2 separate regions of the Homo sapiens genome follow, and region 2 is linked to region 1. A link is a loop called in an ENCODE intact Hi-C map of the cell type or tissue named here. Cell type or tissue: B cell. All regions are shown on one strand. Each heading gives the region's core, and the rest is flanking DNA. Links, peaks and the distances in the headings are about the cores only.

What was found. Peaks named below come from ENCODE experiments on the same cell type or tissue, not always from the same donor. Only the 100,000 strongest peaks of a DNase experiment are listed, where the experiment ranks them.
Region 2: a loop joins it to region 1, with 9 times the contacts of the local background. A loop is called at or near these places in 9 of 110 quality-filtered maps.

What each region holds. Positions count from the first base shown.
Region 1 is chr6:107,126,859-107,137,907 of GRCh38, reverse strand. It overlaps the pseudogene RNU6-1299P. Among named protein-coding and RNA genes, the nearest start is that of BEND3, 17 kb to the right of the region's middle. RefSeq lists an enhancer at 8,091-8,180. In B cell, for the core only: a CTCF peak has its summit at 5,340 (motif pointing left); a DNase peak (open chromatin) is centred at 5,357.
Region 2 is chr6:107,843,183-107,854,231 of GRCh38, reverse strand. It overlaps a transcript of SCML4 not described here. Among named protein-coding and RNA genes, the nearest start is that of SCML4, 24 kb to the right of the region's middle. RefSeq lists silencers at 5,882-5,981, 5,753-6,047. In B cell, for the core only: CTCF peaks have their summits at 5,602 and 5,805 (motif pointing right); a DNase peak (open chromatin) is centred at 5,831; H3K4me3 peaks cover 1,253 bases; H3K27ac peaks cover 656 bases; H3K27me3 peaks cover 948 bases.

The DNA.
Region 1 (11,049 bases), core at 1,187-9,186:
GGTGGCACATGTCTGTAGTCCCAGTTACTTGGGAGACTGAGGAAGAAGAATCACTTGAACCCGGGAGGCGGAGATTTCAGTAAGCTGAGATCATGCCAGTGCACTCCAACTTGGGTGACAGAGCAAGACTCCATCTCAAAAAAAAAAAAAAAAAGATAATAATAATTCCTGGAGTGATGCAGCAGACACACATGAACTTTGAAGTAAGACAGGTTCCAGGCGTACTGGAATGCTTAACATTTAAGCCAGCAACAACTAATAAAAGCAACAATCCAATGCAAAGAAGAAAGGGGAAAAGAAAAATGTGTAGTGCTATGGTTTGGATATGGTGTGTCCCTATCAAAACTCATGTTGAAATTTGATTCCCAGCTGGGCACAGTGGCTCACGCCTGTAATCCCAGCACTTTGGGAGGCCAAGGCGGGTGGACTGCCTGAGGTCAGGAGTTCGAGACCAGCCTGGCCAACATAGTGAAACCCCGTCTCTACTAAAAATACAAAAAATTAGCTGGGCGAGGTGGTGGATGCCTGTAATCCCAGCTACTCGGGAGGCTGAGGCAGGAGAATCGCTTGAACCTGGAAGGCAAAGGTTGCAGTGGGCTGAGATCAGGCCATTGCACTCCAGCCTGGGCAACAAGAGCGAGACTCCGTCTCAAAAAAAAAAAAAAGAAAGAAAGAAATTTGATTCCCAATGTGGCAGTGTTGGGAGGTGGGGCCTAGTGGGAGGTGTTTGGGTCATGGGGGTGGATTTCTCATGAATGGATTAATGCTCTCCCAGGAACCCATTCTCACACTTGCAGGAATGAGTTAGCTTTCCAGAGAGTGGGTTGTTAAGAGTCTAGCTTCCTTGGTTTTTCTCCCTTGCTTTCTCTCTTGCCTTATGATCTTTGCACACTCCCATTCCCCTTCCTCTTTCCACCATGAGTGGAAGCAGCCTGAGACCTTCACCAGATGCAGCTACCCAATCTTGAACCTTCCGGCCACCAGAATCCTGAGCCAAATAAACCTCTTGATAAATTACCCAGCCTAATTCTGTTATAGCAACACAAAACAGACCAAGACCTGTAGTAAATGAAAAATATGGAATAAAAAGGCAGAAATAAGTACTTATAATGAATTATAATAAATAAAAATTAATTAAATTCAATTAAAAAACAGACTTTCAGATTGAATTAAACAGATCCAATAATAAGATTATCTCAAAGAGAAATTTAAATCAAAAAGACAGGCCAGGTGCTCATGCCTGTAATCCCAGCACTTTGGGAGGCCAAGGCAGGTAGATCACTTGAGCCCAGGAATTCAAGACTAGCCTGGAAACATGCAAAACTTCGTCTCTACAAAAGAATGCAAAAATTACCCAGCAGTGGTGGTACTTACCTGTAGTTCCAGCTACTTGGGAGGCTGGGGTGGAAAGATTGCTTGACCCTGGGAGGCAGAGGTTGCAGTGAGCTGAGATTGCGCCACTGCACTCCAGCCTGGGCAACAGAGTGGGACCCTGTCTCAAAAAAAAATAAATAAATAAAGACAAAAACAAATAAAAATTGAGCTGGGCATGGTCGCTTACAACTGTAATTCCAATTTATCAATTTCTGAAAAGCATGTGTTAAAATCTTTTAACCTGATGTATCTATTCCTGCAATTTTTTCAGGTGCTTCTTGCTCTATCATTCATCAGTGTGTAACACCCTTCTTTTTCCCTTATTATATATTTTTTCCCTTATATTCTACATTGTCAAATACTAAGATTCTTCCTCGATTCTTTTTTTTTTTTTTTCTTGAGACAGGGTCTAGCTATGTCGCCCAGGCTGGAGTGCAGTGGCGCAATCTCAGCTCACTGCAACCTCCACCTCCGGGTTCAGGAGACTCTCATGCCTCAGTAACCCCAGTAGCTGGGATTACAGGCATGCGCCACCACACTTGGCTAATTTTTGTATTTTTAGTAGAAACAGGGTTTTGCCATATTGGCCAGGCTGGTCTCAAACTCCTGGCCTCATGTGATCTGCCCATCAGCCTCCCAATGTGCTGGGATTACAGGTGTGAGCCACCGCACCCAGCCTCTTCCCCCTTTCTTTTGGGTCACTTTTTTATTATTATTATTTGAGATGCAGTCTCACTCTGGTGACGTGAACCTGTAGTCCCAGCTACTCGGGGGGCTGTCTAGCCTGGGCCACAGAGTGAGACTCTCTCTCAAAAAAAAAGAAAGAAACTCTGTAAGCATGAAGCCATCTAAAATGTTCAGTGAACTATTCAAGGAGTGGCCACACAATGTTGTGTGTTTGACATATAGTACCTGTTTTAGCCGGGCATGGTGGCTCACGCCTGTAATCCCAGCACTTTCGGAGGCTGAGGTGGGTGGATCACCTGAGGTCAGGAGCTCAAGACCAGCCTGGCCAACACGGTGAAACCCCATTTCTACTAAAAATACAAAATGAGCTGGGCGTGGTGGCGGGCGCCTGTAATCCCAGCTCCTCAGGAGACTGAGGTAGGAGAATCGCTTGAACCCAGGAGGCAGAGGTCGCAGTAAGCCGAGATTGCACCATTGCACTCCAGCCTGGGCAACCAGAGCGAAACTCTGTCCCCGCCAAAAAAAGACATACAGTACCTGTTTTAGACGGGTGAATGGGGCGGGGATGGCAGCAAGAGGGAGAGTGTGTCTGGGTGATCCAAGAGCACAATAATCACTGCAAAGGTTACTAATAATGGCAACACATACAGTGCTTATGATATGAAGCACTATTCTTAGTGCAAGAACAGTGCACAATAGTGCAAGACAGGCACAATTCTTTTCATCCCTGTATTGCTAATTTTCAGAGGAATGAAAGCCAAAATGAGATTTATTTGAAACTGAAGATAATTCCTACTCACCAAGCCATCTCCTACCTGAAAAAACATAACACACAGGGTGATATTGACAGAAAACAAATAAGTCACCTTCAAGGGTCCAATAACTAGTTTTACCAGAGGTAATTTTTTTCTTTCTTTTTTTTTTCTCCCCTTTTTGTGGAGAACAGGGTCTTACTGTATTGCCCAGGCAGGTCTCGAACTCCTGGGCTCAAGCCATCCTCCTGGCTCTGCCTCCCTAAGAGCTAGGATCACAGGCGTGAGCCACCGTGCCCAGCTACCAGTGGTAAATTTTACTAACTCCTTCACTGTATTTCTTGAGACAGAGTCTCACTCTGTCACCCAGGCTGGAGTGCAGTGGTGTGATCTCGGCTCACTACAACCTCTGTCTCCCTGGTTTGAGCAATTCTCCTGCCTCAGCCTCCTGAGTAGCTGGGACTACAGGCGCGTGCCACCCCGCCCGGCTAATTTTTTTTTTTTTTTTTTGTATTTTTGGTAGAGACAGGGTTTCACCATGTTGGCCAGGCTGGTCTCAAACTCCTGACCTCAAGTAATCCACCCGCCTTGCCCTCCCAAAGTGCTGGGATTACAGGCCTGAACCACCACGCCCAGCCTGGTTCACTTTTTTCTAGTACTTTTTCCATCTTTTCTTTTCCTTTTTTTTTTTTTTTTTTTGAGGCAGGGTATCAGTCTGTCTCCCAGGCTGGAGTGCAGTGGTGTGATCATGGCTCACTGCAGCCTCGACCTCCCAGGCTCAAGCAATCCTCCCACCTCAGCCTCCCGAGTAGCTGGGACTACAGGCACACACCACCACACCCAGCAAATTTTTGTAAGTTTTTGTAGAGAAGAGGTTTCGCCATGTTGCCCAGGCTGGTCTCAAATTCCTGGGCTAAAGCAGTCTTCTCACCTCAGCCTCCCAAAGTGCTAGGATTACGTGTGTGAGCCACCATGGCCAGCCTTCATTTTTTCTTTGTCTATTTTGGGTTTTTTTGAGAGAGTCTCACTCTGTTGCTCAGGCTAAAGTGCAATGGCATGATCATAGCTCACTACAGCCTTGACCTCTTGGGCTCAAGCAACCCTCACACCTCAGCCACCTGAGTAGCTGGGACTACAGGTATGTACGCCCATGCCCAGCTAATTTGTGTAATCTTTGTAGAGATGGGGTCTCACTTTATTGTCCAGGCAGGTCTTGAACTCCTGAGCTCAGGTGTTCCTCCAGCTTCAGCCTCCCAAAGTGCTGGTATTACAGGTGTGAGCCACCATGCCCAGCCTGAAAATTTCAGTAATATAATAAACTGGGCTGAGTGCGGTGGCTCACGCCTATAATACCAACACTTTGGGAGGCCGAGCAGTGTGGATTGTTTGGGGTCAGGAGTTTGAGACCAGCCTGGCCAACATGGCACCACTGCACTCCAGCCTGGTGACAGAACAAGACTTTGATTCAAAAACAACAACAAAAAAGAAAACAGGATGTTTAGCCGGGTGCGGTGGCTCATGCCTGTAATCCCAGCCCTTTGGGAGGCCGAGGTGGGTGGATCACCTGAGTTCGGGAGTTCGAGATGAGCCTGACCAACATGGAGAAACCCCGTCTCTACTAAAAAAAACCCCGTTTCTACTAAACGGGGTTTTAGTAGAAACCCCGTCTCTACTAAAAATAGAAAAAAAAAAAATAGCCAGGCAGTAGTGGTGCATGTCTGTAATCCCAGCTACTCGGGAGGCTGAGGAAGGAGAATTGCTTGAACCCGGGAGGCAGAGGTTGCAATGAGCCAAGATTGCACCACTGCACTCCAGTCTGGGTGACAGAGTGAGACCTGTCTCAAAAAATAAATAAACTCAAGCTATGAGGGGGGTGTGTGTGTGTGTGTGTGTGTGTGTGTGTTTATTGGTTTTCTTAATTTTTTTTTTTTTGCAAAGTTAAATAAAAGTGTCATCCTTGTGCAGAGGCCATGCTAATCTCTGCATCATTCCAGTTTTAGTATATGTGCTGCCAAAGCGAGCATTCTGTATATGTGTGTATAAATATTTTATATATATAATATGTATATGTATAATTAGCACAAAATAATTAGTACAATGTCTAATTTAATATTCTTTGGCCTTTAGTTTACTAAGAGAGTACTTTCATCAATTATTGGTTATAAATTAATACAGTAAATCCTATTGTAATTATAATTGTAATTGTAATTATAACTGAGATCCAAATAAATCAGTCATATGAAATGGAAGGTTACAATTTCTTGCAGGGTTAACAACAAAATGACCATTGTGGGTCAGTCTAGCTAGCTGTGAGGAATTTGGGAGCTAACTGCCCTATCTAAATTCATGCCAGGTCAGGCACAGCAGTTCAGGCTTGTAATCTCAGCACTTTGGGAGGCTGAGGCGGGTGGATCGCTTGAGCCCAGGGGTCTAAGACCAGCCTGGGCAGCATAACAATACCCTGTCTCTACCAAAAAATTTTTAAATAAATCAAAAATAAATTCATGCCAGACTCAGTTGTGATTTGATGCCACCTGGTGGTGGTGGTCGGCCCCAAGTTAAATATTAATGGGGACAATTTTTTTTTTTTTGGAGACGGAATTTCACTCTTGTTACCCAACCTGGAGTGCAATGGCGTGATCCCGGCTCACTGCAACCTCCACCTCCCAGGTTCAAGCGATTCTTCTGCCTCAGCCTCCCAAGTAGCTGGGATTACAGGCACGCACCACCAAGCTTGGCTAATTTTGTGGGGTTTTTTTAGTAGAGACAGGGTTTCTCCATGTTGGTCAGGCTAGTCTCAAACTCCCGAACTCAGGTGATCTACCCACCTCGGCCTCCCAAAGGGCTGGGATTACAGGCATGAGCCACCGCACCTGGCTAAACATCCTGTTTTCTTTGTTGTTGTTTTTGAATCAGAGTCTTGTTCTGTCACCAGGCTGGAGTGCAGTGGTGCGATCTCGGCTCACTGCAACCTCCGCCTACCCAGTTCAAGCGATTCTTCTGTCTCAGCCTCCAGAGTAGCTAGGACTACAGGCACACACCACCATGCCCAGGTAATTTTGTATTTTTAGTAGCGACAGGGTTTCACCATATTGGCCAGGCTGGTCTTGAACTCCTGACCTTGTGATCTGCTCTCCTCGGCCTCCCAAACTGCTGAGATTATAGGTGTGAGCCACCATGCCCGGCCTACTGGGGACAATTCTGAGTGCAGAAGCTGCAGGATAACATTAGCGATTTGGGAAATGTCCCAGTTAGTTGGCCAGATTCAGCTGGGAGAATAATTAGGACGAGATTTACCCCTCACCTCTTCTCTCTCTGAAACAAGTTCACATGCCTTTTCCCTATCTTTATGGCCTTGGCCTCCTCTCTAAGACCTCCCTCTACCTGCCCTGTTTAGGGGCTAGGCAGGGAATGGGAGCCAGCTGTCAATTCTGCATCATATCTAAAATTATATTTTTGGCCGGGCACGGTGGCTCACGCCTGTAATCCCAGCACTTTGGGAGGCCAAGGGGGGCAGATCACCTGAGGTTAGGAGTTCAAGACCAGCTTGGCCAAAATGGTGAAACCTGTCTCTACTAAAAAAACAAAAATTAGCTAGGCATGGTGCTGGGCACCTGCAGTCCCAGCTACTGGGGAGGCTGATGCAGGAGAATCACTTGAACCCAGGAGGCGGAGGTTATAGGGAGCCGAGATTGCACCACTGCTCTCCAGTCTGGCGACAGAGCAAGACTCCATCTCAAAAGAAAAAAAACAAATTTTATTTTTGGCCGGGTACAGTAGCTCATGCGTGTAATCCCAGCACTTTGAAAGGCCAAGGTAGGGGTATCACTTGAACCCAGGAGTTTGAGACCAGCCTGGGCAACATAGTGAGACTGTCTCTACAAAAAATCAAAAAATTAGCCAGGCATGGCGGTGTGTGCCTATAGTCCCAGCTACTCAGGAGGCTGAGGTGGGAGTATCATTTGAGCCCAGGAGGTGAAGCTGTAGTGAGCCATGATCACACCACCATACTCCAGCCTGGGTGACAGAGCAAGACACGGTCTCAAAAATAAATAAATAAAATGAAATCATATTTTTGATGAGGGCATTATCATGGGGTTTTATTGTGCTTATCAAGGAGCTCTTGAATGCTTAGAATATAGTAGCACTGTATTTTTTATTTTAGAGCTTTTGTGTACTCCATTTGTTTTGGTTGGCTATAAGAAGCCATTATTGGGCCGAGCACAGTGGCCAACACTTTGAAAGGCCAAGTTGGGCGGATCATTTGAGGGCAGGGGTTCAAGACCAGCCTGGCCAACATGATGAAACCCCGTCTCTACTAAAAATACAAAAATTAGCTGGGCATGGTGGCACGCTCCTGTAGTCCCAGCTACTCAGGAGGCTGAGGCAGGAGGAACACTTAAGCCCAGGAGACAGAGATTGCAGTGAGCCAAGATTACGCCACTGCACTCCAGTCTGGGCGACAGAGCAAGACTCTGTCTAAAAAAAAAAAAAAAAAAAAAGCCATTGTTAGGCTAAGACTAATTGAAATTCAAGCAGAAAAAAAAAAAAGGTAAACATGCAAAGGTGAGAAATCCATCCAGAGGCTGTTTACCCTATTGCATCAATGCCATGAAATTTTATTTTATTTTATTTATTTTTTTTTGAGATGGAGTCTCTCTCTGTCGCCCAGGCTGGAGTGCAGTGGCATGATCCCGGCTCACTGCAAGCTCCGCCTCCCAGGTTCACACCATTCTCCTGCCTCAGCCTCCCGAGTAGCTGAGACTAATAGGCGCCTGCCACCACACCTGGCTAATTTTTTATATGTTTTTAGTAGAGACGGGGTTTCACCATGTTAGCCAGGATGGTCTTGATCTCCTGACCTCGTGATCTGCCCACCTTGGCCTCCCAAAGTGCTGGGATTACAGGCGTGAGTCACCGTGCCCGGCAATGCCATGAAATTTTAAATTAACAGTTGCCTCTTGTGGATGATCTCTTGTTACCCAGCAGGATCAGAACTCTTCGTTTGTTTTATTCCTTGTTAAATTCTTTGCTGTGTTAAGGCAGTTTCTCCTTCTTTGCATATACAAACATGTGACCCTGCTCTAGTATATTAGGCATTGCCCCTGAACAGCTTAAAACTGGGCTTCTTGGAAGCCATGTGGGGGTATAAGACTGTAGAGGGCAATGGTCAGTTACTGGTTATGTTTCTGTCCCTATCCCTCTTCCTGGCATCTTCCCAATTCCGAGTTACCACTGTATTACTGAGTCCGAGATAAGCAGTCTGAGAGACCAGCATTTGCGGCCAGCAGCAGAGCTCCAGTTCTTGGATCAGGGTCTTCTTGGTTTGTGGCTGCCAGTGGTCACATTTGTCTTCGATGAAATAGTCAAGCACCAGGCTGATTGCCAGGTTTCAGAAGATGTGTGGCTCAGACTGGAAGAAGGCCTCAATCTGTTCACCACCTGTCTCTCTGGCCTTACCTGTTACTTCTCCCTCTAACTACAGTGCTCTCTGTTTTTCACTCAGAAGGGCTATTTATAGGTTTCCAAATATGGCCTGCAGTTTCCTGCCTCAGCTGCTGCCCGCAATTTTCCCTGCCCAGAGTGCCCTTCGCCCAGCCTTCATGGGTCAGAATCCTGCTCAGCCCCTCCTCCATGGAATCTTCCTGATCTCTTTGAGCTCCTTGCTCCCCCGCACTCTGGGCCTCTCCTTTCTGCTTTACATCACAGTTTCCGGGGCTCACGATTGATTCCTCGGTTAGATGATAGTTCTATGAGGACAGGGACCTTGCTTATCCATTTCTTAGTCCCCAAAGGACTCAAGGCTTTCAATCAGAGGTGCTCAATTCTTTGTTTGTTTATTTGTTTGTTTGAGACTGAGTTTCACTCTGTCACCAGGCTGGAGTTCAGGGATGCGATCTCGGCTCACTGCAACTTCTGCCTCCCAGGTTCAAACAATTCTCCTGCCTCAGCCTCCTGAGTAGCTGGGACTACAGGAGCACGCCACCATGCCCGGCTAATTTTTGTATTTTCAGTAGAGACAGGGTTTCACCATGTTGGCCAGCATGGTCTCGATCTCTTGACCTCGTGATCTGCCTGCCTTGGCCTCCCAAAGTGCTGGGATTACAGGCATGAGCCACTGCACCCAACCCTGTGGTTTTTTTTTTTTTTTTTTTTTGTAGCTACAATGACTAAACATTTTTAATTTTGGAAGCTTTTTTCACATTAAAGCTACCCAAGCCATCTTCCAAAGAGGTCTCATCTTCTCCTGCCAGCTGCATGAATTCTCAGCCCTATATTTAGGTACTAAGTGGTCTTGCTCACCTCTCTCTACTGCTGATATGAGCCGAATTCCATCACTGCAAAAATTATCTCAGAACATAGGCATTGGGAAAGCACATTCACTTATTCCAGCCTAGAGTAGAGAACTCTTTGATACCTGAAGTAATTTACTTACTTATCTAATGTCAAGTCCTAATAAATGCAGCTTCCATAAGTATAACATTTACTTACTGAAAGCTAGGATCATAATATGCCGGAAGAATTTACAGGCTATAGATGCTGCACTTTTTATGTGTCTTAATTGTTTTAATATTAAATGTTATTAAATCATTGGCTATCAACTTGGATGTAATATATTTTGTTATATATGCCATTTGAAAACTTTGTTATCTCCACAAAGAGAATTCAGGAAATACCAAATGTTTGAGTCTTAGAGGAGTAAAACATATGTGCCATGTCTGTCCCAATACTCGCTATGAGTTTCACCACACATATGCCACTGGTTTCTGCTGATTCTATTACTTTCTTCTAAAAAATGGTTTTCATTTTATTAGGGGAAAGGAACCCAAATCTTCTGTCATTTCTAATGTAAAATATTCAGAGGGAAGAAGTAGGTAAATGTGGGTTATTGGTTATTGAATTCCTCTGTCCCCCTTCCCTCAAACTCACACACTCGGGTTGCACAGGGCAATTATTCCTGTTTGCTCCATGCTGATTATATAGGTCAAGGGGGTAATAAGGTCGTTTATTTGAAGGATTTTCATCTGGTGGATTTCTAATATTCTTGCCCCACTCCTGACCACCTAAGTCAGTATCACACTGAGACCAGCATCTCTCTCCCACCACCAAAGAAAATGATGAAACAAAGGTAATTTGAGCCTGAACTTTCTGCTCCTAAATTTATCATCTTCCCAGAGCATAGGGGTTGTGTTGCTTTAGTCCTTCAAATCAGCAATGGCTCAGTAATAACTAGTATCATATGTTTATTATTAACTCGGCAGATAAACCTTCAAGGTGCTAAACTCCTTTTGGTGTATTAAATGTATAACATTTTTTTCAAAAACCTTATTATTCAATTCAGAAATTGCCCCTGGCAGAATCAATAAACAAGGTACTATACTAGTAAAAGTGAACATTCTAATATATTATTAAGACAGTGGCGACCTGGTGTGGTGGCTCATGCCTGTAATCCCAGCACTTCGGGAGACTTAGGCAGAAGGATTGCTTGAGCCCAGGAATTTGAGGCTACAAGTGAGCTATAATCACTCCAGTATGGATGACAGAGACCCTCACCATTAAGAAATATAAAATATAAAAAGGGAAGATGCTGTGTTACATACATATATTTTACTGTAAAAATTGAATATTTGATTATTTGGCTGAATTGGGATTTCCTTACTACAATATTTTCGTAAATAATCTCAGATCAAATATGTTCAGTAAGTATGTGGGGCAGGATAATCTTTTTTTTTTTTTTTTTGAGATGGAGTTTTGCTCTTGTTGCTCAGGCTGGAATGCAATGGCGTGATCTTGGCTCACTCCAACCTCCGCCTCCCGGTTTCAAGCAATTCTCCTGCTTCAGCCTCCCAAGTAGCTGGGATTACAGGTGTGAGCCACCACGCCTGGCCTGAGGTATTAATCTATACTTTTGTTCTGGTATTTTCCCCTTTCCCTTTCCTGCCTCTGACCAGATACTTCCAATCTGTTTATTTTCTTAGTGAAGAGATGAGATGGGGCAGAAAGCTGAAATAAGCTCAAGCTTATTTTTCTCCCCCAAGCTTTTGTTTCTAAAAGCTTAAGCCCCAGCAAGGGAAAGGATTTGAGCCACAGGCAAAAGCAGAATTCTTCTGGGTGGGGTGGTGGGCTGAGCAGGTGGTGGGCTTTCCAGAGACCTAGCTAGCAGGCAGGACTGTTCCTGGAGATGTGGCTGAGGGCCGCAGCCAGGTCCCAAGTCACAAACGAGTTACTTTGGGCT
Region 2 (11,049 bases), core at 1,896-9,895, 720 kb before region 1:
CCATAGAATGGGTGAAAATATTTGCAAATCACTTATCTGATAAAAGATTACTATCCAGAATATTTAGTGAACTCCTAAAACTCAACACAATAACAACAACAACAAACCCACCTGATTAAAAAATGGGTAAAGGACTCGAATAGAAATTTCTCCAAAGAAGATATACAAATGACCAATAAGCAAATGAAAAGATGCTCAACATCACTAATAATTATGGAAATACAAATCAAAATCACAATGAGATAACATCTCACACCCAATACGATGGCTACTACCAAAAAAAAAAAAAAAACCCAGAAAATAACAGGTATTCATGACAATGTGGAAAAACTGGAACTTTTGTGAAATATTACTGGAAATGTAAAATGGTGTGCCTGCTTTAGAAAGTAGTATGGTGGTTCCTCAAAAAATTAAAATTAGAGGTACCGTAGGATATATGGTCCAGCAACTCTACTTCTGAGTATATACCCAAAAGAACTAAAAGCAGGGTCTCAAAGAGATATGTGTATACCTGTTTATATCAGCATTATTTACAATAGCTAAAATGCGGAGCAACCTAAGTGTCCATCGATAGATGAATAAATAAAACAAAACGTGATATAGATATACAATGCAATATTATTCATCCTTAAAAAGGAAAGAAATTATGATACATGCTAAAACACAGATGAACCTTGAGGACATTATGCTAAACATTATGTTAAGTGAATACACCAGTCACAAAGAGACAAATACTGTATGATCCCACTTACATGAGGTACTCAGAGTAGTCAAATTCATAGAGAGAAAACAGAATGGTGGTTGCTGGGATGGGAGGAGGAATGGGGCGTTAGTGTTTAACTGGTGTAGAGTTTCAGTTTCACAAGATGAAAAGAGTTCTGGAAGTGGATGTGGTGATGATTGCACGTTATGAATGTATTTAATACCACTGAACTGTACTTATTTATTTATTTATTTAATTTTGAGACCGAGTTTTGCTCTTGTTGTCCAGGCTGGAGTGCAATGGTGCAATCTCGGCTCACTGCAACCTCTGCCTCCCAAGTTCAAGTGATTCTCCTGCCTCAGCCTCCCAAGTAGCTGGGATTACAGGCACGCACCACCATACTTGGCTAATTCTTGTATTTTTAGTAGAGATGGGGTTTCATCATGTTGGCCAGGCTGGTCTTGAACTCCTGACGTCAAGTGATCTGCCCGCCTCGGCCTCCCAAAGTGCTGGGATTACAGGCGTGAGCCACCGCGCCAGGCCTGAACTGTACTCTTAAACCCAGTTAAGATGGTGAATTTTATGTTGTGTGTATTTTACCACACTTTTAAAAATTGGGGAAAAAAACCAATGGGTATTGGACTGTGTGGTATTGGGACAAAAACAGATAGGCCAATGATATAGAATGGAAATCCAGAAACAGACCCACATATGTGGGCAGACTCACACTTGATGTACGGGACGAGTTGGCATTACAGCACCATGGGGAAAGAAGGCATTTTCGAAATATAGTGCTGGGGCAATAGCATATCCAATTGGGAAAAAAATGTTACATGGTCCCAGCCTCACGCCTTATGAAACAATTAATTCCAGGTGGTGTATAAATGTAAATCTGAAAGGCAAAACAATAAAAGCTTTTAGAATATAATATAGGAGAATACATTCATAACCTTAGGATAGGAAAATATTTCTTAAACAGGATACAAAGAACGTATATAGAAAAGAAATAAATTGATAAATTGAATTACATCTAAATGAAGACCTTTTGTTCTTCAAAGACACAATAAAGAAATTAACAAGGCAAGACACATAGTGAGAGAAGATATTTGCCACACATGTAATTGACAAAGGACTTGTATCCACACTAAACAAAAAGCAGCAAATTGGTAAGAAAAAAACTAGACAACCCCACAGGAAGACGGGCAATAGGCCTTTTTTTCAAAAAGGCACTTCACACCGCAGATGGATTTCTTCAGAAGCAGACCCTGGAAAGGAGTTTGCGGTGCAAGATGTTTATTAGGAATCAAGATGTTTATTGTGAACAAAGAGGGAAGAAGCAGGATGGAGCAGAGAAAGGAGTTGAACTGCGATGTAGCCTAGCACAGCTTGGGCCAACCTGGTGGGGCTTGGGAGTGGAATTGCTTATCAATCCGCCCCATTCAGGCTGAACGGCTGTGCTTTGGCCTTCCCTTGCTCATTCAACACTCAGTCATACTCAGGAAGAGCATGACCTTGGACAAGGTGGTTCTCTGCTGTTCGGGCAGAACCTGAAGGAGCTGGTGACCGTCTGCAAACCACACTCCCCACAGCTGGGCTGCAAGTCCTTGCTGGAAGGAAGACTTGAACGCCCTAGCTCCACGTCTACTGCATGTCCCAAGACAGCATATCCTAATGGCCAAGAAATACATGAAAAGCTGTTCAAGCTCTTTATCCATCAGGGACACGCAAATTGAAGCCACGATGAGCTATTAATTCAAGCTCACCAGAATGGCTGAAGTTAAAGGGATGGACCATATCAAGTGGAATTGAGAACATGTAACAACTGGAAATCTCATATATTCCTGGAGGGTGTGTACATTTGTGGATCACTTTGTAAAACAGTTTGCCGTTAGTTACACTTCTAGATATTTACCCGAAAGAAATGCGTGCACGTATGCACCAATAGACATGAACAAGAATGTTCACAGAAGCTCTATCACAATAGCCCTAAACTAGAAACAGCCTAAATGTTTACCACTAAAAGAATGGGTACATTTTTCTGTGTTTATCCAAGGGTTGTGGTAGGCAGCCTTTCAGATGATTCCTGCCTCCTGGTGCTCACATCTTCATGTGGTTCCCTCCCATGTGGGCCAGGGTTCTCCTACGTGACCAGTGGCTTGTGGGCAGCAGTGATGCTGTGCCACGTGACAGGCAACGTGACATTACAGCTTCCATCTTGGGAGCTCTGTCACTCACACTCTGTCTCTTGGCTTATTTGCTCTGGGGAATCTATGTCATGAGCAGCCCTATGGAGAGGCCCAAGTAGTGAGGAACCCAAGTCTGTCAACAGGCTTGGGAGTGAGTTTGGAAGAGGCTCCTTTAGCCCCAGTTAAGTCTTCAGAGACGACAGCCTCAGGCAGCAGCTTTGCTGCAACTGCATGAGAGGACCCTGGGCCAGAGCACCCAGCTAAGCCACTCTCAGATTCCTGACTTTCAGAACGTATGTGAAATAATAAACGTTAGTCTAAAGCTGCTATGTTTTGGGGTAATACATTATGCAGCAGTGGATAAATAATGCATTAAGATTCCACAAAGTACTGGCCGGGCATGGTGGCTGATGCCTGTAATCCCAGCACTTTGGGAAGCCAAGGGGGTGGGGTGGGGGTGGGGGGTGGATCACAAAGTCAGGAGTTCGAGACCAGCCTGGCCAACATGGTGAAACCCCATCTCTACTAAAAATACAAAAATTAGCCGGGCCTGGTGGCGGGGGCCTGTAGTCCCAGCTACTCGGGAGGCTGAGGCAGGAAAAATCGCTTGAACCCGGGAGGCGGAGGTTGCAGTGAGCCAAGATCGTGCCATTGCACTCCAGCCTGGGTGACAGAGCGAGACTCCGTCTCAAAACAAAACAACAACAACAGCAACAACAACAACAAAAAGATTCTACAATTTAACAAAAACAAATGAAATGCAGTTATACATGTTGACATGGGTAAATTTTACAGATGACTCCTTGTGTTATTTCATTATCTGAAGATCAAAAAATGGGTAACAATGAAGTACAGCGTTTGGGGATGCATGCCTAGATGGTACAAAAAAAATAAATCAAGGAACTGATTATCATGAAGGTCAGGATGGTGTTTACCCTTAGGGGCAGATGGGGTGGACACTGGGAGGGGGCATGAGGAAGGCTTCTGAACTCTTGCCAATGTGCTATTTCTTGATCTGGTTGGCGGTTGTAAGGGTTTTGGAGAAATCATCAAACTGTATGTTTCTGGTTTTGCCCTTTTTCTCTGTGTGTGCTATATTTCACAATAAAATGACAGAGAATTGGAGGAGAGAACTTGGAGAAAGTACAGACTTTTTAGAGGAATTTTGTTGCAGACAGGACAAAAAACAAAACAAAAACTAGTAGTAGCTGGAAGAGAAGTGGGGTCAAGATTTTCAAGAATGAGAGAAACAACAGTTGTTTTCTGCAGAAGGAAATCACCCACTGGAAAGGGAAGGTGATAAGGCAGGAGATAGGGATTGCTAGAGCCATGCTCTGGAGTGGGTGAGGGGAATGGTCCTGGGCTGAGCTGATGCCAAGGCCCTAAGGACCTTCAGTCAGGGCTCTCCAGATAAATCGAACCGACAGGAGATTGACAGATAAACACACACACACGGATGTATATATATCTCCTATTAATAAATCTCCCTCTATTTCTCTAGATGGATAATCTATCCATATAGACATATAGATGTCCCTCTCTCTATAGATAGATAATAGATCTTTCTATCAGTAGAGACAGATTGATTGATTTTTTAAGGCACTGGCTCATGTGATTGTGGAGATTGAGTCCTAAATCTCAAGGGTAGATCAGCAAGCTGGAGACCCAGGGAAGAACTGATGCTGCAGTCTCAAAACCAAAGGCCTCCTGGAGGCGGAATTCCCTCTTCCTCAGGAAGGTCGAGCTTTCTCCTTTCTTAAAAGGAAAGGACCTTTAACTGATTGGGTGAGACCCACCCACATTATGGAGGGTAATTTACCCAATCTACTGGTTTAAATGTCTCTTTCTCTCTCTCTTTGAAGATTGGGTTTCACTCTGTCGCCCAGGCTGGCAGTGGTGTAATCTCGGCTCACTGCAGCCTCGACCTCCCGGGCTCAAGCAGTTAATAGTTTGGAACCACAGGTGGAGCCACCATGCCTGGCTAATTTTTAAAATTTTTTGTGGAGACAGTCTCATATGTTGCCCAGGCTGGTCTTGAATTCCTGGACTCAAGTAATCCTCCTGCCTCGGCCCCACCTTAAATGTTATTCTTATCTGAAAAATACATTCACAGCAACATCCAGATCAATGTTTGACCAAGTATCTGGGTACCTTGGTCTGGCCAAACTGACCAATAAAATTAGCCATCTTGAATACAGCGTTGGCTCTGACCACTCTGCCCTTAACTTGCTGGGGGACGGGCGGGGTGGGGGAAGAGCCGCGTGGGGCGTAAGCACAACCCTTGCCCTTGATTTTCACTCAGAACACCTGAGTCTGGATTCTTCCACCTCTTAGAGAACATTCCCACAGCCTTGAGGGAAGGGGAAAGAGGATGAAATCATTGTGTGAATAATGTAAACCAAGTCTTCAGACCTCGATCTTTTCATTTTGGGTTAGCTGCAAGAGCCTGAGGATGTTACTGCTGAGTGAGGAGGATGTTCACATGTATTTTTCCTACAGCTTGACAAGTCTTATATTTGAAAAGATGAGATTTCCGTATCACACAAGGTGGCTAACTGGTGGGGCCAGGAAAGCATTCAGTTCCCCAATGGCCTAATGCCTGCAGAGGGGAGTCGGCAAAGGTGTTCTCAGGAGCGACGGGGGATCTCCCCTGGGGACGTCAACCGGAGGCTTCGTTCTGCCACCAGAATTTGGTGAGCAGGTAGGTGCTCCGTGGGATTCACAGCTGGGATTGCTTTGCCTGTGAAGACACTGCACGTGGTGTCTTCGGTGGAAACGGCCACTGTCTTCTTCCTGCCCCACGAAGCCCTAGCTCCCCCGAGGACTCTGCCGTGTTCCCTTCCTCCTTCCGGTCCAGGCGCTCAGCCCCCGGAGTCCGGATTCCAGCGGCAGCAGGAGAAATGAGCGGGCGGCTTCTCCCTCTGTGGCCACCAGGGGGCGCGAGGTGGCCGACCGGGGCCCGGCCAGGCTGGTCAGGGACTGGGAGATCCGCTGCCTCTTCTTGGAGTCCCGGGCCGGCCAGTGGGGCTGGAGCGACGCTGCCGTGCCCCCGGCTCCCACAGACCCCTCGCAGCCACGTCCCGGACTCCACCACTCTGGAGCTCAGGGTGGCCTCCGGCATTCGTTGAGTCAGACCCAGAGTCCCGACCGTCTCCCTTAGACCCAGCTGTTTCTCCTTGGACTCAGACGCAAAAAAAGGGTCCCTGTCGCTTCTCTAGTTTCTAGCGCCTTGCCTCCTAAGGGGGCTCCCCAAGGCCCGACCCCCGACCCCCGTCCTGGGGGAGGGGAACAGCTGCAGTTATTGCCTCAGAGCCTCTCCTAGCCGGGGGACAGATATAACCGACCCGGGCCATCAAGCCCGACCCTCAGTAGGACGCCCCTCACACAGCCCGTGCGTTCTGGCAGAAAGAGGGTCTCCAGATCCAGCACACCCCAAAAAAGATGCCCAGTTAAATTTGCATTTCAGATAAACAACAAATGAATTTTTAGTATAAACATGTCCCATGAAGTATTTGGGATGTACTTACACTTTGAAAAAGCTTTCCTTGTTTTTCTTGAAATGCAAATTTGACTAGGTGTCCTGTATTTTTCTTCTAGCAACTCTAGCCGGGAACGGATTTAGGTGCAGGGAGGGAGGGGGAAGCTTGAGGAGAAATAAAAACATGTGGGAAGCCCTCACTATGCAAGATACTTATTTCTATTTGGTCTTTTGAAAATCTATCTATATAATTCCATTTATAAAAACCCAGCTAGCTTTTTAAAAATCCTACTTCTCTCTGTTTTGTTTCAGGTAAGATCAAGTACAACCTTGTCTGTGACTTTTTTTATTTTTATTTTTTTTAGACAGGGTCTCACTCTGTCACCCAGGCTGGAGTGCAGTGGCACCAACACAGCTCACTGCAGCCTCTACCTCCCCAGCTTAAGCAATCCTTCCACTTCAGCCTCCGGAGTAGCTGGGACCACAGGTGTGCATTACCATGCCCAGCTAATTTTAATTTTTTTTTCTAGAGACAGAGTCTCACTATGTTGCCCAGGCTGGTCTTGAACTCCTGGGCTCAAGCAATCTTCCTACCAGGGCCTCCCAAAGTGCTGGAATTACAGGCATGAGCCACCATGCCTGCCCCCTACCCCACAACTTTTTTAAAAAGTTAGCTTTCTTAACAGATTTTTAAAAGAAGTGACTGATCATTTAAGTCATGGCACGTAGCTAAAGCTGCTGCCCTTCATGTCTATAGAAAATTTTCTTCAGAGGAGCTGAATATATTTATATTAATTTCTCTTTATGGGCAAATGTATATTTTGCTATTTTTGGCAGGGATTTACTTTTTGACGGGGGTCCACACTGAATAGGAATGATTCTGTGGGGTAGACATAGGGACGTCATGATACAGGTACCACCTGTACACCACCCTGAACAAGACCTTGTTCAAGACAAGACCCTCCTGGGGACCTTAACTCCTGGGTAACCATTTCACACCCACTATCCTATGGGACACACACACATGCACACACACAACAAACATGTAATATGTTTCTATTACATTTAGATTTTGGACCAAGGGTCTCAATCCATCCTAAGGAACCCAGCCACCTATAATATTCCTAATAACACTGCCTGGCCCTGCTTGAGTTCATTGCCCTCACTCCAAAGATGGGTGGCTCAGATGCAGATGAGCTCCCCCTTGGCCCTGACCTGCCTGGGTCTCAGAGGAGAGGAGGCCAAGTGTATTCATCTGCTAGGGCTGATGTAACAAATGCCACAATCAAGGGGGCTTGGACAACAGAGCTTGATTGTCTCACTGTTCTGGAGGCAGAAGTCCACACTCAAGGTGTCAGCAGGGTTGGCTCGGTCTGAGGCTGGTGAGGGAAGGATCTGTTCCAGACTCTTCTTGGCTCTGGGATGGTTCTCGTCTCCCTGTGTCTTTGCACTTCCTCTTCCCTCTATGCGTGCCCATCTCTGTGACAAGTTGGTCCTTTTTATGAGGACACCAGTCACACTGGATCGGAGCCCACCTAATGATCTCCCTTTAACTTGTTTACCTCTGTAAAGACCCTATTTCCAAATCAGGTCACTTTCTGAAGTGCTAGGTGTTAGGATTCCAACATATATTTTTTGGGGTGGATACAGTTCAACCCTTAACACCAAGGAAACCCTGATGAATGGAGGAGGAGTTCATTGGTGCTTGACAAGGACCTTTTTCAGGATCCAGTCAGTTCCTCAGTGGACAGGCTGCTAGGCTAAGGCTTTGGCCAGGAAGGTCCTAGAACTTGGGGAGTGCTGGCCTCCTGGGAGAGTGGAGTCTGAGGCCGGCTCCGGGCTGCTGGCAGGAGGCTCACTCAGGGAGCGCCCTTCTCTCCCCACATCAGAGGCCCACTTGTCTCCTGTCACTGCAGGTGGGGACAGGACCTTCACTGGAACATTCCCCACAGATTTGCCCAACACGTGTGGCACCTGAGTTCAATGGGGAGCCAGGCATTTGTCGAGGAAAGAAACAAGGGCCCAGCATCTGGAAGATACGAGGTAAAAATGTAATACCACGTGTAGTAAATGTTCATAGTAATTTGGGTCTCATAAAGCCCTGTGTCTCCACACTGTATCCTCTTGCTCATAAAACCCTAATGTAACCCTGTGTTCTGTCATACACAATTGAAATCTGAGGATTCCAAAGAACACCCTTGCCCATTCCTTTCTGAAGGAGCGTTGTCCCTGAAGAGTTTCAAATTCAGACTTGGGTCACCTATCATCCTCTTAAGATTGTAATGTTCTAATTAGTAACAGGAAATCTCTCAAGCAAGTGAGAAAATCCCTTTTCCTCCATTCGTTTGAAAAGAAAAAAGAATCCAGGCAATCATTCTGTAATTTCCGGAGAACCGTCACCTTTCCAGTAGCTGCTAAGGCCAAGGTGAAAACAAGCTAACAGTAGATGCCATCTCCTCCTAGTGCCGGGCCCCGGAGCGTCTCTAGGCTCCAGTGATGTTAACTGGTGGTCGGGGCCTCTGGGTCCCACTGCATTAGGACAGACTGTTTGACCTCTAAGCCTAATTTCAGATGATCCTTTTTGCTGATGTGAACTCCTTTGTGTTACTATGTTGGGGATGAGATTTTTTTTTTGTTTTCTAGCTCTGTCGCCCGGGCTGGAGTGCAGTGGTGCATTCTTGGCTCATTGCAACCTCTGCCTCCTGGGTTCAAGCGATTCTCCTGCCTCAGCTTCCCAAGTAGCTGGGATTATAGGCGTGTGCCACATGCCCGGCTAATTTTTTGTACTTTTAATAGAGATGGGGTTTCACCATGTTAGCCAGGCTGGTCTTGAACTCCTGACCTCAAATGATCTGCCTGCCTCAGCCTCCCAAAATGCTGGGGTTACAGGTGTGAGCCACCATGCCAGGCCTTTTTTTTTTTTTTTTTTAATATACATATTTAAAATTAAACATTTTGTTGTTGTTGTTGAGTCGTAGTCTTACTATATTGCCTAGGCTGGTCTCCAGCTCCTGGCCTCAAGCAATCCTCTCAGCTTGGCCTCCCAAAGTGTTGGGATTACAGGTGTGAGCCACCATGCCCAGCCAGGGATATGATTTCTTAGTCTCCCTAAAATATATAATGAGTGTTAGAGGTACAGAATTTGATATGAGGACAAATGAGGTGGAGAATTGACTGCAGTGAGGGAAAGCTGTACCCCTTCCCCACTGGGACTATAGGCTCACTGTGACCTCGAACTCTTGGCCTCAAGTGATCCTCCTGCCTCAGCCTCCCAAGTAGCTGGGACTACAGGCCTGTGCTACCACGTTCAGCAAATTTTAAAAATATTATGTAGAGACAGGATCTCATTCTGTTGCCTAGGCTGATCTCCAACTCCTGGCCTCAAGTGATCCTCCAGCCTCGGCCTTCCAGCGTGTTGGGATTACAGGCATAAGTCACTGTGCCCAGTGGCAGATGATTTGAATCATTGACTTCTTGATACATTGTGAGCTCATTAGTAATTTTTTCTTAATACATTTAAGGTAAAAAGAGATTGTGATAGAAGACCATTCTACTTCTGTACTTGAGGACCAGCGCCCTTTTTTCTGCCTTCCGTCCTTGGCACTCTCCCTCCACAACAAATATCCCATCGAGTTTTCTTGCTGTCAGACTCATCGTCTCCCTTTCTCTTCCTTACACAAATTCATGTCTGTTTCCCATCATTTAATAGCTTTGTTGCATGGTTTACATTTTATTTTTAAATTCTCCTCTGTCTAGCATCTAGCTTTTCTTTTGCAAGCACATACTCATTTTGTTCTGTCTTTTCATACTGTATCCTTGATGATTTCTCCCACCCAATCTGCCATCATTATTTTTCTCTTTGCCTTTAAACTTTAAAAACATTTCCCCATTGTTTTTGCTTTGTTTTGCTTCTCTCTCTCTCTCTCTCTCTCTTCCTCTCAGTGGTGGAGAAAGCACAGTGCATTTTCCCAAAGCTGGCTAACAGTACATTGCCAGCAGCACTGGCCAACCTTCCCATCTCTTTATTAGGGTCTCCCTAATTCTGTGAACACCAGTGTGTGGCAAAGTCCCTGCCTACACCCTCTAACTGGTTTCTGGAAGTTTGGGTGGGTTATCCCTGCCTGGAAACATGTTCAATCTCCTTCTCCCGCAAAGTTGAATGTGTCTCTGGGGGCAGTGCTCTTCTACAATCCCAACTCTGCAGGGCCTGTGGGCGATGACAGCACAAATGTTACCGGCAGGGCCAGTGGGCAGAGCAGGCAGGTTGATGAAGATGTGGGTGGGTGACGGAAGTGTACTTGTGTGTGTGTGGGAGTTGTTTTCCTGGGTGATTTTGAATAAGCCACTTCCCTGTGCTTTGGAATTCCTGGTGGTCAAAGGGTACTTTACTGAAAGTTTTCAGATTGGTGCAAAATAGGTTGCTCTAAGTTTGGTGAAGCCAATTCTAGATTTGTTTTTAAATTTCAGGTTGGTGACCTTTAAAGGGGCAGTGGAACAATGTTTCTGATCACTCTTTGGGAGTCTCCTGCCTTTCCCAAAAAATATAATATGCCTTTTTTCCCTGGCTGTCTTTGGGATTTCCTGTCTTCTATTTTCAGCAGTTTGAAAATGATATACCTAGGTGTGACATTTTTGATCAATCGTTTGTTTGTTTTTGTGTTTCGCTTGATGTTTCTGAGCTT